2 separate regions of the Mus musculus genome follow, and region 1 is linked to region 2. A link is a loop called in an ENCODE intact Hi-C map of the cell type or tissue named here. Cell type or tissue: heart. All regions are shown on one strand. Each heading gives the region's core, and the rest is flanking DNA. Links, peaks and the distances in the headings are about the cores only. Region 1 overlaps Gm14636 (predicted gene 14636). Region 2 has its middle 260 kb from the start of Mir221.

Region 1 (8,343 bases), core at 171-8,170, 320 kb before region 2:
AGCCAAGGACAAGGTTTGACTTCAAGGAACCTACCCAGTCAGGAAGAATTGGAAGGATGTAGTGTTACTTTCACTATTTCTTCACTTTGTTGTAAACTGGCTAGGCAGGCTCCTCTAGCAACTGGAGTTGGTGTTTGCCCAGGTGCTTCAGTGCCTAGCAGATAGAATCTGTGAGAAAAAGCCCCCTTTCTCTTTCCCTGTCCCTCTGATGTGTGCGGATGCACTTTTGGAGTTACCAAGTGCTGAAGGCCCACTTTTTTCTTGTGCCTTGCCCCTGCTGTACCTCTGAGCTGTGATCATGCTAGCACTGAGAATGCCTCCCTCCTGCCTGGTTTCCTCTGCCTTCTCCTGTTTTGTCTTTGATGTCTTCCTAGGAAACAAGTCAGGCTTCTGCCAAGTCAGTGAGTAAAGAGGGAAGCAGTAAAAGGTGTCCAGTGTTGACAGGTACACATACAGGGCCTAGCTTTGGCACAATGGAAAGAGAAGGCGATGTCATACCAAGAGCAACATTCTGTGTCCACAGCACCTGATTTGTTCCTGCCTCAGGTGATAGTGAGGAGGAGGAGGAAATGCTTTCTTAAAGCCCTGACAGATGCTATCATCTGACGGTCAGTTGATTCTTATTTTTTTAAGTCAGATGAGGATCATGCTCCAAATTGAGAGAGATAAGTGAGAGACATGGGCCTTATTTACTGATGCCAACCTGTGTTCCAGAAGAAAAAAAAAATGAGACAATGTCTTATTTTGTAATTTAGGCTGGCTGTAACCGCTCAGCAACCATCCTGCCTCAGCTCCCAAGTGTTGGAACTGCAAGGATGAGATGATATTTCTTTAAAAGAAATATTTTAAAGAAACATTTCTTTTGAGGCAAAGTCATACAATGTAGTCTAGACTGGCCTCAGACTTGATTTCTGTGGGTCCACTTCCTAAGTGCTGGGAGTACAAGTGTGTGCCACCTCTCCTGGTTTAAAGATGTATTGACCACATCCTTTTGTGTTATATTTTATGCCTGTGTCTGTCTTTCTGACTCTTCTTCCTTCCTTCCTTCCTTCCTTCCTTCCTTCCTTCCTTCCTTCCTTCCTTCCTTCTATTCGAGAGTGTTTTGCTGTGTAGCCTGTCTGTCCTGTCCTGAAACTCAGTCTGTAAACCAGGATGGCCTCAAGTTCAGAGATCTACCTGCCTCTGTCTTAAAGTGTTCACTGTCACATCTGGGTATATATATGTATTTTTTTTTAAAATCTTTTATCTATCTATCTATTTATTTATTTATTTACACTCCAGATTTTATCCCCCACCCCAGGCCACCCTCTAACTGTTCCACATTACATACCTCCTCCCCACCCTGTCTCTATGAGGATGTCCCCTACCCCCACCCCCTACCCAACCAGCCCTTTAAACTCCCTGGGTCCTCCAGTCTTTTGAGGGTTAGGTGCATCTCCTCTGACTGAACCCAGACCTGGCAGTCCTCTGCTGTATCTGTGTTGGGGGCCTCATATCAGCTGGCATATGCTGCCTGGTTGGTGGCTCAGTGTCTGAGAGATCTCAGGTGTCCAGGGACTGCTGGTCCTCCTACGGGGTCTTCTTCCTCTTCACCTTCTTCCAGCCTTTCCCTAATTCAACAACAGCAGTCAGCTGCTTCTGTCCATTTGTTGGGTGCAAATATCTGCATCTGACTCTTTCAGCTGCTTGTTGGGTCTTTCAAAAGGCAGTCATGATAGGTCCCTTTTTGTGAGTGCTTCATAGCCTCAGTAATAGTGTCAGGCCTTGAGCCGGATCCCACTTTGAGCCTGTCGCTGGTCCTTATTTACCTCATGCTCCTCTCTATTTCCATCCCTGCAGTTCTTTCAGACAGGAACAATTATGGGTCAGAGTTGTGACTGTGGGATGGCAACACCCTCCTGTATTTGATGCCCTGTCTTCCTGTTGGAGGTGGGGTCTATAAGTTCCCTCTCCCTACTGTTGGGCATTTCATCTAAGGTCCCTCCCTTTGAGTCCTGAGAGCCTCTCACCTCCCAGGTCTCTGGTGCATTCTGAAGGGTTCCCCAACCTCTTACCTCCCGAAATTGCCTGTTTCCATTCTTTCTGCTGGCCCTCAGGGTTTCAGTTCAGTCCTTTTCCCTCACCCAATACCAGATCAGGTTCCCCTCCCCCCATATATACCTTTTTAAAAGATATACTTGTATGGTTGTTCTTTCCCCTAACACTGTAAATCTTTATCAAAGTTGAAAGAATTTTTATGAGTACAAATATATCCAACACCTAAATGACTGTCATCTTAATACACTTGTTTTAACAGATGCCTGTGTATCTCACTGGATTTTCCACCCTTCTTTGTTGTCTTACAACTGACCCTTGTTTTGACCGTTACTGCAGAAAAGAAACTAGCAGTTAATTGAATATTTTTCCAAGGTTCATCTGAAAGGATGTCTTGCTTTTGCCTTTTGCATTTTTTTTAAATCCTAAGACATGTAAGGAGAAGCTGTCCTGTCACAGTATGTTATAACATGTAAAATTCTTCCCTTGGTTCAATATAGCATTTTTCTAAAGCCTATTTTAAAATTCCAGGGCAGTTAATGGTGGCATTTATCCATGTGGGATTAAATGGTTTCCTTGCAATAGCAGACTACCTTAGTATTATAAACGTTAGGAAAATGTGGAGTTCTTGACAGTACATTTGGTTTATTACTGCTGGAGAACTTTCTTTGCATCATTTGTTTTAATTGTCATACCTTTTCTGTTCCAGGCTGGTCTTGGGTGTGAGTGAGTGAAGAAGCTGCTCCCAAACTCTCTGCTCTAAGGGAAGATGGGGCTTGGAGGAGATTTGACTTTGTATATAGTGCATATACATGAATGCTAGATGCTGCAGGTAAAATAGCTAACCTTAAGGATAGGGTCTCCAGAAAAGAACAGGATAGGTCCCTTAGAAAGTGACGATCCTGGTACAGAATGGGTTAGGAGAGCAGAGAAGCTGGTAGGTGGCTTCCAATGTTAGGAGAGTTTCTTTTTAACATTACTGTTTCTTATGGAGCATCTGCTTTGAGGTGTATATACCCCAGAGAAGGGGTACCCTTAAGGTCTTCAGGTGTTATTCATAGTAACAGCCTTTTTCTTTTAGTCCTAGTAAGCTGGCTATAAATCAGATGGAAGATTTGGGGAAAGCAGTACCAATATAAAGATATAGGAGCTGATTTTTGTTGGTCTTTACTTGACAGAAAATTCTAACAACAGGAAAGACTTGTATCTGGGATCATTTTCCATTCCTAGAATAGGCCTACTCTTCCCCCCCCCCCTGTTGGAAGAATGATACCCAAGTGCTTATTATGTGAAGAAGGTGATAAATCGTTTGAATATATAAGCTCTTGCTAATAAGGTTACAGAAAACAAAGGCCAAACAAAACACTTGGAATAAAATCTTCAACCTGAATATTATTCCCTAAAATTTCATGGAGAAGCAATGTGATTGTGAAGAGTTGCATTCCTTATATTAATAGGGGTTAGGTTGCTTTTTGTACCACAAACAGACAAGAAAAGCCCAACAGTGTTTCCTGGGTATAGTTACTCATCCTCTCAAATGTTGCAAAATACTAGAAGGAAAGGAAAAGCCAAAAGGGGAGGTAATGGTTGGTGGTTTAAAAAAACTGATGACTAACCAACTTGTGCTGACTAATACTGCTGAACTCATAATGAGTAACACTAATGAATTTAGAAGGGTTATAAGTAGAAGGCATCTATTTAAAGGTTACTTCTATATAAAAGGCAGCCAAATTGTTGGTCACAAGAAATTCGCTTTGGGGAAATTGGGAGTAATTCTTCTCCTTCCACAGTTAAGTTGTTTCCTTTGAAATTTTTACAAGGATAGAAATTGTGATCCTCCTGCCTCATTCTTATGAGTGGACCATAGCCTTGTGTCACTATGCCCAACTTTCAGTTCATTTCTTAAAAAATTATTTTATAATTTTTATATGTGCTTTGTTTCCATGTATATATGGGTATCATGTACATGGCTGGTTTGCTGGGAGGCCAGAAAAAAAAAATGTTGAGTCTTCTCGAACTGGACTTACAGCTAGCTATTTGCGAGGCACCATTTGGATACTTGGAACATGGTCCTATAGAAAAGCAGATTAATGTTTTCAATCCACAGTTCATTTTTTAAGAACTGCAACATCTTTTTCTGTAAAAATTACGAGATTGGGTAATTTCCTGTTTCATCCAAGTTTAGGTCTTTGAAAATAGAGAGATGAGCGGTGAGAGTGTTTGTACTTTGGTTGTGACACCCTGGAATGTTTGGATTTATTTTTTAAAACTATTTTGAGAAGAAGAGATCATTTTTGTCAGGCAGAGGTACCCTGCATCCAAGAGACTGTAAACAAGGTGGAAAGAACCTGCTCACTGCTTCTCATGGAATTACTGTGTGGATGTGGTAGGGTTTTGAAGTCCATAGAAGGACTAAAATATCCCATGTTGATAAACATTAAAAAGAATGAGTTTCTTCAGATCATACAAAGGTTGGTAGCACAAAGGAATGCGTAATGTGCCGCATGCTTGGATTGATAAATCTCATCTTCGCATTTTGGAATGATAATGAAGTTTGAATACTGAAAGAAGACATTTCTAGGAAATCAAGCAGAAACTTATTTTGTATAGTGAATGAAACCATAGAATCTATTATATAAAGAAATTGCCTATTTAATATGCTAAGAATAAGCTAGATAAAAAACATTTCTATTTTGATGGATGTGGCCCTTGGTCATTGAAGAAAACAGACTGCCATCTAGTGGAGTCATTTCACTCAAGTGCACTGCAGTGAGAAGATTTAGGCATTTTGTTTTGTTTTGTTTTGTTTTCCAAGAGTTTCACTGTTTAGCTCTTGCCTTCAATTCCCTATATAGACCAAGCTGTCCTTTGACCTGCAACAAACAGTCTTCCATCTTCGCCTCTAGAATATTAGGATTACAGGCATCTAGTCCTACACTGACACATGATGTTGGTTCTTAGTATAGCATGGAATACTTTTTTTTTTTTCTCTTGTAGTGTTCATTTTTAAAGATTGCTTAGTTTGAACTGATTGTACACTGGCAGAAGAGTTAAAGAAATAGTGGAGAGTTTCTAGCTCCCTCAGCTAACCATGACATACACACGTATCACAACCAGGAATTTAACATGTTGCAAAAGTTCCAACTTCTAGACTCCATGTAGACTCAGGAGTTTTTCCACTTCCGTTCTTTTTCTGTTCCAGGATCCTATCCAGCATCTTACAGTGCTTTTAGTCACATCTCCTTAGGGTCCAGAATCTGAAACAGTTATTCATCAGTTTAAAGGCTCTTTACTAAAAATACTTCTTGGGATTATGTCTGTTTTAAAATTCATTTGAAAGCAGCTAAAACTTAGAAAACTACAAAGGCATATTAATGAAACAAGATTTTGATCTAAAAATATTTATCGTACTTATACACATTCCTCATATAAATAGTTTTTTTTTATATGTTTGTAATGGGTTTTCTAGGTTTTTCTTGCCTTGAAAAGTTAAGTCATTCATCTTTGTCAATTTTATCATGTTACTTAAAAGAAAATTGGGCCTTTGGGAGAGTTTCACATTATGCCTTTTGGCCACTGGTCTCATGTACACCCGCAGGTTAAAAAAAGGAAGATATCACAAAGTCATTGCCAAGTAAAGCTCAGTTGGCCAACAGTTTTTGTTTTGGTGGTAACCAAAATTTGAAAATAAAAAAGAAATCTAAAAGTGACATGACCAAATTCATAAAATTGTTTCTTTTTAAAATTAAATTTATTTTCTTTTATTTTATGTGTGAGTGTTTTGCCTGCATATAACTGTACTGCTTGTGTACTTGGTACCTGTAGAGGTCAGAAGAGAGTATCAGATCTTCTGGAACTAGATGATTATGAGGCATTGTGTGTACACTGGGAATTGAACCCAGGTCCTCTGGAAGAGCAGCCAGTGCTCTGAACCAACTGAGCCATCTCTCCAGCCCTCAAATATTTTGTTAAATACTAAGGTATATGTTTCAGATATCTAAAATAATTGTAGCATTTAAGCATATATATTGGTCTAGTTATTAATAGTTTGGTCCATGTAGGCTAATTTTCTAACCTTTAACTACCTCATATGTTGAAATATTTCCATTACAGTTTTTATCAAACATTAGAAATGACTTTTGGTCATTACTTGTTTTTGTTGTCCCCATGCTGCGTTTCAGAAAATAGAACAGTAAATCAAGTAAAATACAGTTTTGTGGTCATTTTGTGGTTTGTGGCTTGATTCTTCACAATACCACATTTTGTAAGCCTTTAAATTTCCACTGAAGATAATAAACAATGACCATAGTGAACTTTTGTGTACCTGAAAGCTGGGGAAAGCCTGGCATTTCCCAAGGAGATATTGATATCCTTTATTGTTCCTCACTCACCTTAACAAAATCATTTCCATTAAAGGTGACGGATGAAGGGAAGCTGCCTCCCAGATAAAGAATGGCTCAGGAGAGGCCTAAGCTAGCAGAGACAAATTTGGAAAGCTTGCCATCAGTTAATGACTGTGAAGAGAAGGATGGGCGCTCTCTGGCCCAAGATGCCAACAGGCCTAGAGTTCCATGCAGCCAAGTTGTGGGGGCAGAGAGTTTTGGCAGTTCTCATGCCTCTGCTTTTTCCGAATGTTTTTCTTGACTGGGAAAATGCAAATGCCTTTCCATTTTAGAACTGTGCTTTTTTCTTAGTATGCTTTTAATTTGTCTTAACCTATACACATAAGAACAGAGAATAGTAGGGGTGAACAATTAGACATCTCCAGAAATGTCCTCTTTGATATGCCCAGATGTGTGTATCTTTCTCAGAGATTTAAGTCTAGCCAAGTATAAAATGCAGATGATCACACCCACCCAACAGTAGCATTCTCCTTTTCTCTCTCGTTCTGTGTCTGTCTCTCATTTCTTTTTTAACCAAGCAACCCAACTAGGTTAAGTTTCTTGACACTTGCTCTTACCTTTGTCGGTATTTGTGACTGTTAACTATTAGTCCTGTAAGCTGAGATGGAAGTTCACTGAGACCTTGAGGGCATTCTGAAGCCCTAGTCTAGTGTCACCCCGTAGGCTTTTGCATAAATACCCTGTTTGCTGTTGCTCCTCATAGCAAGGTTGACCCCTGCCAGTGCTTCTAATCACATGAAATAAACTTACAAAACCTACAAATTATAAAAATGGCCTTTTGAAACACAGGAAGCAAACATTTTTTTTTAGGCCTGTGTGTGAAATACAGCCTCCCAAGTAAATCAGTTCATGCATATTACTTCTTCTTTGCTATAAGAACATTCTGAAGAAATAAAAGAAATAAAAAGTCTGCCTGCTGTGCTTTATCCTGATCGAATGTTTAAATGTTTTCTTGAGTCTGGCTTCTTAGGAAGATCATTTCAATTAGTGGTCCACAGGGATGTGATTATTTTTCACAAACCTTCATTTTATGTTGACAGTTGGTGTTTATCATTAAGCACTTCAGTAACATTTTGGTTCCCTTCATATATTTTTCCTTTTTCAGTAAGTGGAATTTTTTTTATTAGTTCTTGTGGTTGTCTATAATTAAAAATGGCTTTGTGTTTTTCTAGGCTAACCTTTTCAAAATGGTGTAAGTTAGACATTCTAGGGACAGTGTTGAGGGCCTAAGACATGAGTGAGATTATAAAAATGAGTTTGTGTTTCTTCTAAGAAACTTAAAAGGTGAAGTTTGGTGTGTTAATGCAATTCCTCCTAATTAAGTTTTTTTTGTTAACTCTCAGTGTGGGTGTTTTACTAACCTTTGGTTATACTGCTGTTTCTCCACTCATAAAAAAATAAACCCTTATCACCACAAAGCAAGAACATCATAGAGCAAAGCTATTAGGTGGAGTTAGCTGCTCCAAACAGTGCTTGTTTTGATGTGCTTTCTTTGGATGCTTCTTTCTATAAGACAGCAGGCACATCATTGCTATTCCTTGCAGGACTTAGTACTTAATAAATATTAAATACTGTATGTCTTAAATTGATTTCCCTAAGCATGTAATATTAAATTTCAGACCTATGGGATGAATTCATGCAGTATTTAGCAAATTCTAATATTTCTCTAAATTACAGATTGAATCTGTTTTTCTTATTGACTCAAAAAACCTCTACTTTAACAATAGAATGGTTTTGGCTATACTTGGTTTCCATAACCTTCCTTTATTATTTGAGAATGTTCTAGAACAGGATGTTTGTTGGTTTGGTGGCTTAGTTTTAATTTTCATATATCATAAACACATGAATTGCTCATCAATACAAAATGGTTCTAGCCGGGTGTGGTGGCGCACGCCTTTAATCCCAG
Region 2 (8,343 bases), core at 118-8,117:
ATTTAGATGAAATCTACTGCATTAATTTTGGCATGGCCACAGGCAATTTCATCATTTAGCATAACATTAGCTGGTATTTTTTGTTTGTTTGTCTTTTATTATATGTTTGTTTTGAAGTTGCTCTTTTATTCCCAGATCACTAAATGATTTTTATCACACAGTGATATTGAGCTTTAATGGATACTATTTTGGAGTCTATTGAGACAATTTTGTGGTTTGGCTTTTATTCCATTGATAAGGTTCATTTTTTAAAATGGACTTTAGAACAGGAAACTACTCCACACTCCTAAAATAAATTCTCCTTGACCACATTACATAATTATTTTAATTTATCTATTTTAGACTCTAATGTCTTATTGAGATACATATCAGATATTTTGGAGAGGGGATTGATCTTGTGTGTTCAGGGTACTAGTCATTATGTTTTTGTCTCTAGGAAGTAAAGTAAATCCTAATATGTAGAATGCATGCTTACTTATCTCCTTGAATATCTGTACGTTCCTTCTAAAAATGGCTAATTATAGAGAAGAGGCAAAGGAAGCACTTTTTAAAGTATTCATGGTCCCTATCAAGTGTCAGCACTTAGGGACTACCTTTATCCTTCCCACATACTATATACAGGTTTCTTACCATGTTTTAGTCAAAATTAAGAAGCAATGCTTGGTCTGGAAGAATATGCTTGATGCTAGGTCACCTTGCTATGCTCTCTCCCTCCTTCATTCCTTGGATTCCTGTTTTTGTGACTAGATTCTGGCTTAACTCAGGGTTGTATCTAGACTGCTGGTAATCTCTGGTACTACAGTCATTTCAGCCCCAGATGAAACACAAAGAGATGAACTACATGTGCTTTATTCCAAATCTAGCTCTATCATGTACAAGCATTAAACACTATAAGCTTATTTCCTTATCAACAGAAGGGAGTAATAATGCTTACATCACAGAATTGTTGCCAGAATTCAATTGTGGTTAAAGGTAACAATCACATATTAAATGCTTCACAGATGGTTAATATTTGTGAAAAATAAGAATTATGTATCTGAAGCAGGAGGATTGCCATGAGATTCAGGACATCCTGAGATATATAGTGAATTGTAGGACTATATAGTGAGACTCTGCCCTCATCTCTCCAAATAATAATAGTAACTGGGCTTGTCCTAGTTTCCACCAGTTCCTGGCTAGGAAAAAGTAGCAGGATCCACCAGGAGGCAATTGATGATAGTGAAGATATTACATCTACCTCTAGGGAAACTGAGGTACCATTTACCTGACTTACAGAATTTACACTTTAATGGAAAGCAGTCTTCTTTTATATGAACATGGATTATCACATAACTAAAATTCCAAAATAATAAAGAAGAAAGTAACTTAGAAAGGAAGAATGTAATAACTGCTTGAACATCAAATACTTGCTAAAACACCAGATGTTTACTAATTAAGTATGAATGGATCAAAACTTTTACATGGTTAATTTCTTTTTAATACACAAGGGTTTGATAATTAAAGGACAAAATCTTTGCAAAAATCTCAGTATTTGCAAAGTGCTTTATAGTAATAGGATTCTCTAACACATCGATCCTACTCAGTATTAACTCAATCCTTTAGAATGGGCTGTACTCCCTGTCTTACCTCCTTCAAATATGTAAAGAAGTTACCAAAGCCTCCATGGAAGAAAATAAGTATATTTGATTAAGTGCCTGAAACCCTAATTCTAGAAATTTTTCAATAATGTCTATTGCTAAAATTATTACTCACTTTCTATGTAAAAAGTAAGAAATTTAAATACATGGTTCATTGATTTTTTCCTAACAGCCTTTGGAAATGTGCTATGACTACCTCTGCCTTAAAAATGCAGAAATTGGGCCCTATGGAGAGTAGATAAAATTATAACATACCATGTTCTTAGTCACTAGAGCCCCTACTTCCAAAACTGGTATTTATCTTTGAGGAAGAAGTCTGTGCCAGAATTAATGCAGAAGGCCCACTGCAAACTGAGCCCAATTTCCATCTATCTGCAAACCATGGGGTTAGGATTATGGCTTCTCTTCCCACCACCATTATTCATTCCCTGAACCCTCTTTCACTCACTGCCTCCCATTCTCTAAGTCAAGTCAATAAATGAGCTTATCAAATTATTTAAAATATTGTTCTCTTGAATCATATACACAATTTACAGCAATTCAACATGGCTGGAGTGGCTTTACCAGATTTTGGAAGTTGTACATAGTTGTAGTTATGGTTACTGACACACACACACACACACACACACACAAAATCATGGAATCTAGTATTAGTTTTTCTAGCAATGGTTTTTGCCTTTCATCAAAAATAGCTAAAGTTTAATGTATTCTACACTTTTCAATACCTCAGATATATGACCTTTTAAGTAAAGAAATACATACTTTAAATTATAAATGCTGAGAATATTTCAAATATCTAGGATTTCAGATGAAGGCAGAGGGGTTTTACTTATCATTTGAAATATAGTTCTTAGCATCTTGTAATTATTTTAATTCCTAGACCTTTAAAAGCTGACTTGGTACAGTGAATTCTTCCTGTGCTAAAAAATTGAGATATGTGAGTTTAGTCTACTTATAACTGAACAGAATATGGTTGCATGGGTGGTAGGAGAAGATACAAGACTCCTGGGTCGGTAATTAATTTCAGGAAGGATCAGAGAGTAGGTTGCAAGCACATCAGAGAATGTTTCCTGGGGAGGAGCTCTCATAAGGTGCTGGGGAGATGGCCAGGTAGCATCTGCACATTTAGGAAAATATAGATCTTTTAAAAGTGAAAAACAAACATTTCTAGCCTTTTCTCAGGCGCAAAACACTGCATTACACAGCTATTCTTGAAAATGTAACCTGGAACAGAAAAACAGTCTTATTTTGCTTACAAGATACACAGAAACAGAGAGACCTGTGGAAGTGCTCAATGTCTGAAATATGATTCAGACAGGTAAACGGGATTTAACTGAACTCTACTGGGAAATTTGCTGCACTAGTGCTATAGTGAAATGGCTGCCATGAATTGGTAAGAAAACCCAGGATGAAAACATTCAATTGTGAATTGTTTCATTCAACATTAATACCTACATGAGAGAGAGAGAGAGAGAGAGAGAGAGAGAGAGAGAGATCCTCTTTAGCCTGCTATTTCCTCCCTTCCCCTCATATTTAGATTATCTGCTATTGTTTTTTTTTAAAGTCCCCAAAGCCTAGTGACTAAAAACAATATATTAAGGATCAATTATTCTGTGGGTTGAATGGGCACAGCCAGGTGGTCCTTCGTTTCTCCCAGGTGGTTAGACTCTGATGGCAGCTGGAGTCATTAGGAGACTCAACTGAGTGAGACATCCAAAATGGATTCTTTAGCCACATCTGTCTCATCTGCCAAGATCTGAGAAACAGCTAAATGTTTTTCAGGCATTTCCCTCTTCATCTAGCTTCTTCATGTGGCTTCCACAAAGGACAGTAGTTTAGGGGTAGTCCGACTTTTTACAGGACAACTGGCTTCCTTCAGAGCAAGTAGTCAAAGAGAGTCAGGTATAAACTGCAAGGCTTTTCTTTACCACCAGAACAAGGGACTTCACCCAAGGGGAAACACCAGGAGATTTAGAACATGTGAGGTTAGGAGCACCCCTGGTGACTATCACATGAAGGAAAGTTAGAATCTAGCTAAAAGTCAAATGTGCATTTGTCCACCAGGCTAGGACTCTATTTTTAAACAAATATAATTACCTAAAACACAACCTAGTGTTTTGGTTAAGCATAGCAGAGCCAAAGTTTCTTTTTATTAAACAAAAGAGAAAAAAAGAGAACTTTGAACTTAAATTATCATCTGTAAACTTGACTCCCATTTATTGGAGGATTTTGATAACAGCCCAGACTTTGTTCTGTTGTTGGCTGGAGGCAGACCTGACACCATTCTCGGGCTGACAAACAAAAACAGGTGAGTGCATCTGACATGACTCACCTTGCTAGCAGTGATTACCACCCAGATCTGGTCTGGCAAAGCAGACCACCCTCCCTTTCAAATGCACCCAGGCTCACGCACAACCTGAAGCATATCCTTGATCCTTTCAGATATGATGGACTGAACACACATCCAAACTCGTTCCAGTGAGAGACATTTTGTTTGAGTCTTTGGCAAAATGTTGGCTGGCAAAGTCATCTGGCTGGCACATTCCTCCAGCATCAAGTTATGGCACTGCCACCTCTTCTCAGTAGAGTTTTGAAATTTCATTTTGCACACCCTGTACAATGTGAGTCACTCGGCTTGCAGAGGAGGAGGAGGAGGAGGCGGCCATCTGCTAGTCATGAGTAGATGACAAATACCCTGCCCTTCGAATTTCCATCCTCATTTCACAATATTTAAGTAAACACATTTTGTAACCACTTTTTTTTCAGAGTTCCATAGGGTTTGACATGATTTTTTGAAAACACTGTATGAAGCTACCTTTTCTCCTTTCCTTCAAACAACTGTATCTATTGATTACTGAAATGATACTGTGAAGTTTTAAACAGTCAGAGCAAAAGGAATACACATCTGAATCGCATAATTAAGCCCCGTGCCATTTCAGAACAACTGTAAGAGACCTCTCCACCATGCACAGCTCCATGGTGACCCCTGCTGTCTGCCTGCAAAAATCCCCAACTATTACCACCCATTAGAAAGAAAAGGAGGGAGGAGGAGGAGGAGGAGGAGGAGGAGGAGGAGGAGGAGGAGGAGGAGGACAAGGAAAGGACGAGGAGGACGAGGAGGACAAGGAGGACAAGGAGGAGGAGAAGCAGGAAAAGAAAAGAAAAGAAAAGAAAAGAAAAGAAAAGAAAAGAAAAGAAAAGAAAAGAAAAGAAAGGAAAAGAAAAGAAAGGAAAAGAAAAGAAAAGAAGGAAGGGAAAAAAAAGAGTGTCCAAAAGAGAAAAGCAGGTGTAAAGGTGTGGACCCAAACACTGGGCCTGAAGCTGCTTCAAGTTTGGCTGCATACCTCCTAAAACCCAAAAGAAGTGCAGAATCTGTGGTAAGAAAGACTACAGCTTTTTAAGTCAGAGAATGTCTTGCTATTAAAATTTAAAAACACTTCCTATGGAGTTTTGGTAGCATATCCCAGGTGGTACAAGGACTGACATATCCCATGTGGTACAAGGACTGGCATATCCTTAAAATTTGCACAGCCACAAAATAAGGCTGTTTTTTAAACTTTGATGAGGGAAAAGGGCGGGTGCCATTGAGAAAATGAAATACATTTCTGCTGACAAGTAGAGAAAGTGAGAAATGGACCTACTGGCAGAAAGGCCATGATGTTCTCAGCTCATCAAAACAGTGGAAAAGGAATAAAATAAAATAAAGCCACTGAACAATCACAAAAGTAACAAGACATCATCCTTCTCTAACATCGAGTGATCATTGTTTCTTTATGTATGACTGTAACAAGGTCTTTACCCATGAAGACTGTTGTGTTACCCACCAGAGGTTCTCAACCTTTCTAATACTGCAACCCTTTAGTACAGGTCTGCCTGTTTGTTGGCCCTTAACCATAAAATTAATTTCATTGCTATTTTATACTGTAATTTTGCCACTGTACTGAATTGTAACATAATATCTATGTTTTCTGACGGTATTAGGAGACCCAGGTCAATGGATCATTCAACATTTCCGAGGGAATTGTAACTCACAGGTCAAGAGCCACTGCCCAACACCAAGTTCCCTCTGATTTTTGAGAATTTGGGATGTAGAATTATTTCTTTTCTCCAATACCTTCTGGGGAATCACTTGCAGCAAAGCTAGTCCCCTGAGAAACACCTGCTTGCTCTTTCCAGTGTTAGCTTTCTTTTGCTAGAACTAGCTTGCAAATTTAACTTCTAAAAATCCTATGTCTGTGGTAGGTGAGCTTTCTTAGAAAAAAAATACCGTCCAGCAAAGGTGATTCTAAAGAGGCTTCTGAGAGTATGGACTGGGCAGTATTTCTATTCTCTCTCTTGTGTAGAGCAGTATGCTTTGTCAAGGGGAACACCTATGCTTCCCTTAGATTATCATACCTTAATATTCTTCTGTTGGTCAGGCTTTCAATACAAACTCACTTGTAGTTTGTTTAGGAGTGTACTCTCTTATGGAAGTTTCCAGATGTTAGCCAGTATTTTGACCCTGACTGAGTGCAGTTGCATGTCCTTGATCAACAATAATATTTTTTTTCTAACACAGTCGATGTCATGATTTCTTGGCCTCATAACTGTCTTATTCTTTTTACTTTCTCTGGGGACCTTTGTTAGCATCAAACCTAACAAAGAGAGAAATCACATCCCTTTATTTTCTAGCAGCCCATGACAAACCTGGAGCCATTTCTCAAACACAGACAACATAAGAATGCTTAGAGTTGATGCTGGCCACCACACCCTCCCTCATGGAAACCTGCAGGATCAGTCAGGCTGAGACTTTATTTTCTTTATAGCCTTTCCAGTACCTAACTTGCTTCTGCTGCTTCCATCCTCGTCTTCTCTGTGAGCACTTACAAGAGAACACACAAAATACTCTTGTCAGCCTCTTCCTGTGTAGGACTCAGCCTACAACTCACACTGCACTCTTTCCATATCCCTACAAATAGGAACTCACATCCTTATTGTTCAGGTGAAGCAATGTTCGGGGGTTATAAGTGTGGCCTGTGGTCTCATAGTTGCTATATAGTAAGGTAGACCTGGATGAACTTGAAGTCTTCATTCAACCTTTCTTTTTACTATGCATTGATACTCTCCCTCAGGGCTTCATGTCTGGCCTTATCTTCCTTCTTGAGTATACAATATTCTGATGACAAGAAATAAAGGCCCAGATGTCATGTGCCAAACACCTGATACATAACTGATGGTCTATACTGGACCTAAGTCACATATTTCCTCTCTGAAAAACATCAGGGCTCATTGCCACCTCTTCCTCCTTGACTTCAGGACAGATCAACTCTGCTGTTTGTGATATGTCATTATCCTCTTCCTGCACCCAGGTCACCACCTTTAACACTGTTCATTCGTGAAGCAACATCAAAATCAAGGGCCCTGAGAAGGCACGACTTCTGTTTATTTAATCACACAGAATAATCACTGCTCAGCTCCTAGGTGGTGCTTTCTATATGTCATACTAGCAAAGTTGGGTCACTCCTGGGAATACCTGTATACAATATTAGTTTCATTGTGAAGATCTCTTTTAAAACCAGAATTTATTTGAAGAAGCAAGACTACATACTACTATAAAACCACCCACTGCTAAAGTCAGAATTGTCTTTTATCTATCAAAGGAAATTCGCTATGATGGGAAGGAGAAAAGGTCTATTGCATCTGTTTCTCACATTCCACCGCCACAAACATTCAGGAAGGCTAGTCACTGGGACAGAATGAGGAGTGGGAAGGCAAGCAGATTCATAGTATCTAAGGATCAGAAGTAATGTTAACCACAGCTAAGACCCATACTGATGCAGCTGTACAGAACTGTTCAAGAACCAATATGGGCTAGTGGAGCCTCTTTTCAATTGTCTGCTCCCTCTTTCAAGCTCTCTGTTCCAAGTTTCCCTTTCTGACAAGAGTCTAGTCTGGGGGATCATAAAAGAAATAAAATACAATACACAGACATGACCCACTAGGACAGAACAGAATGAAAACCACAAATTATAATTGGTACATTTTACTTCCCCAAACCGTAAACATAATCACCACACTGTACCACTTTTCCAGGATCTTTTTCAAATGTGCATATAACTGTTTATGCAAAAATCACAAATCAAATAATTCAAGATAGTATACTTTGAGAGGTATCAGAATGTTTACCAGTGCCCATGATTTTTAATCTCCATCTATCAGATTAAGGATTTGTTTCTAAAAACACCCCATTAGCATAAGAAGAGCCACAAAAGAACCTAGACTCACTGATACTTCAGAGTTCCAGGAAGATTCATTTATCAAGCATCAAACACAAAGCCAGATGTAAAACAAACAAACAAACAAACAAAAAACCCACCAGCACAAGTTTTAATGTAATTTGGGAGACAAAAGGAGTTAGTATTTAGTGGAAGACCACACCCAAAAACTGGGGAGGCCATACCTGGAGGGCAGAGACAACACTAACAATACCAATACCAGACTTGCACTTCAACTCTAGACAGCAGCTGTTTAAGAAAGTGTCGAATGACTACAAAGATAAAACAATCTGGAATCACGTACTAGAGGACCACAGGTTCATCACTATACCCAAGGAGTCTTTCCCCTTTAGGAGTCCTTGGGTGGAGATTCAGGCCTGACTTGCAGGCAGAGCTCTCTGTACAGCATAATGTACAGGCCACTTCAACTAGGCAACTTCAAACCCATCAGC

Evidence for each region. Peaks named below come from ENCODE experiments on the same cell type or tissue, not always from the same donor. Only the 100,000 strongest peaks of a DNase experiment are listed, where the experiment ranks them.
Region 1: a loop joins it to region 2, with 3 times the contacts of the local background. A loop is called at or near these places in 4 of 42 quality-filtered maps.

What each region holds. Positions count from the first base shown.
Region 1 is chrX:19,198,014-19,206,356 of GRCm38, reverse strand. The region is part of intron 3 of Gm14636 (predicted gene 14636); the gene reads left to right. Among named protein-coding and RNA genes, the nearest start is that of Gm41892, 35 kb to the left of the region's middle. In heart, for the core only: a CTCF peak has its summit at 4,767 (motif pointing left); no DNase peak of the experiment used is centred there.
Region 2 is chrX:18,878,546-18,886,888 of GRCm38, reverse strand. No RefSeq gene overlaps it. Among named protein-coding and RNA genes, the nearest start is that of Mir221, 260 kb to the left of the region's middle. In heart, for the core only: a CTCF peak has its summit at 4,601 (motif pointing left); no DNase peak of the experiment used is centred there.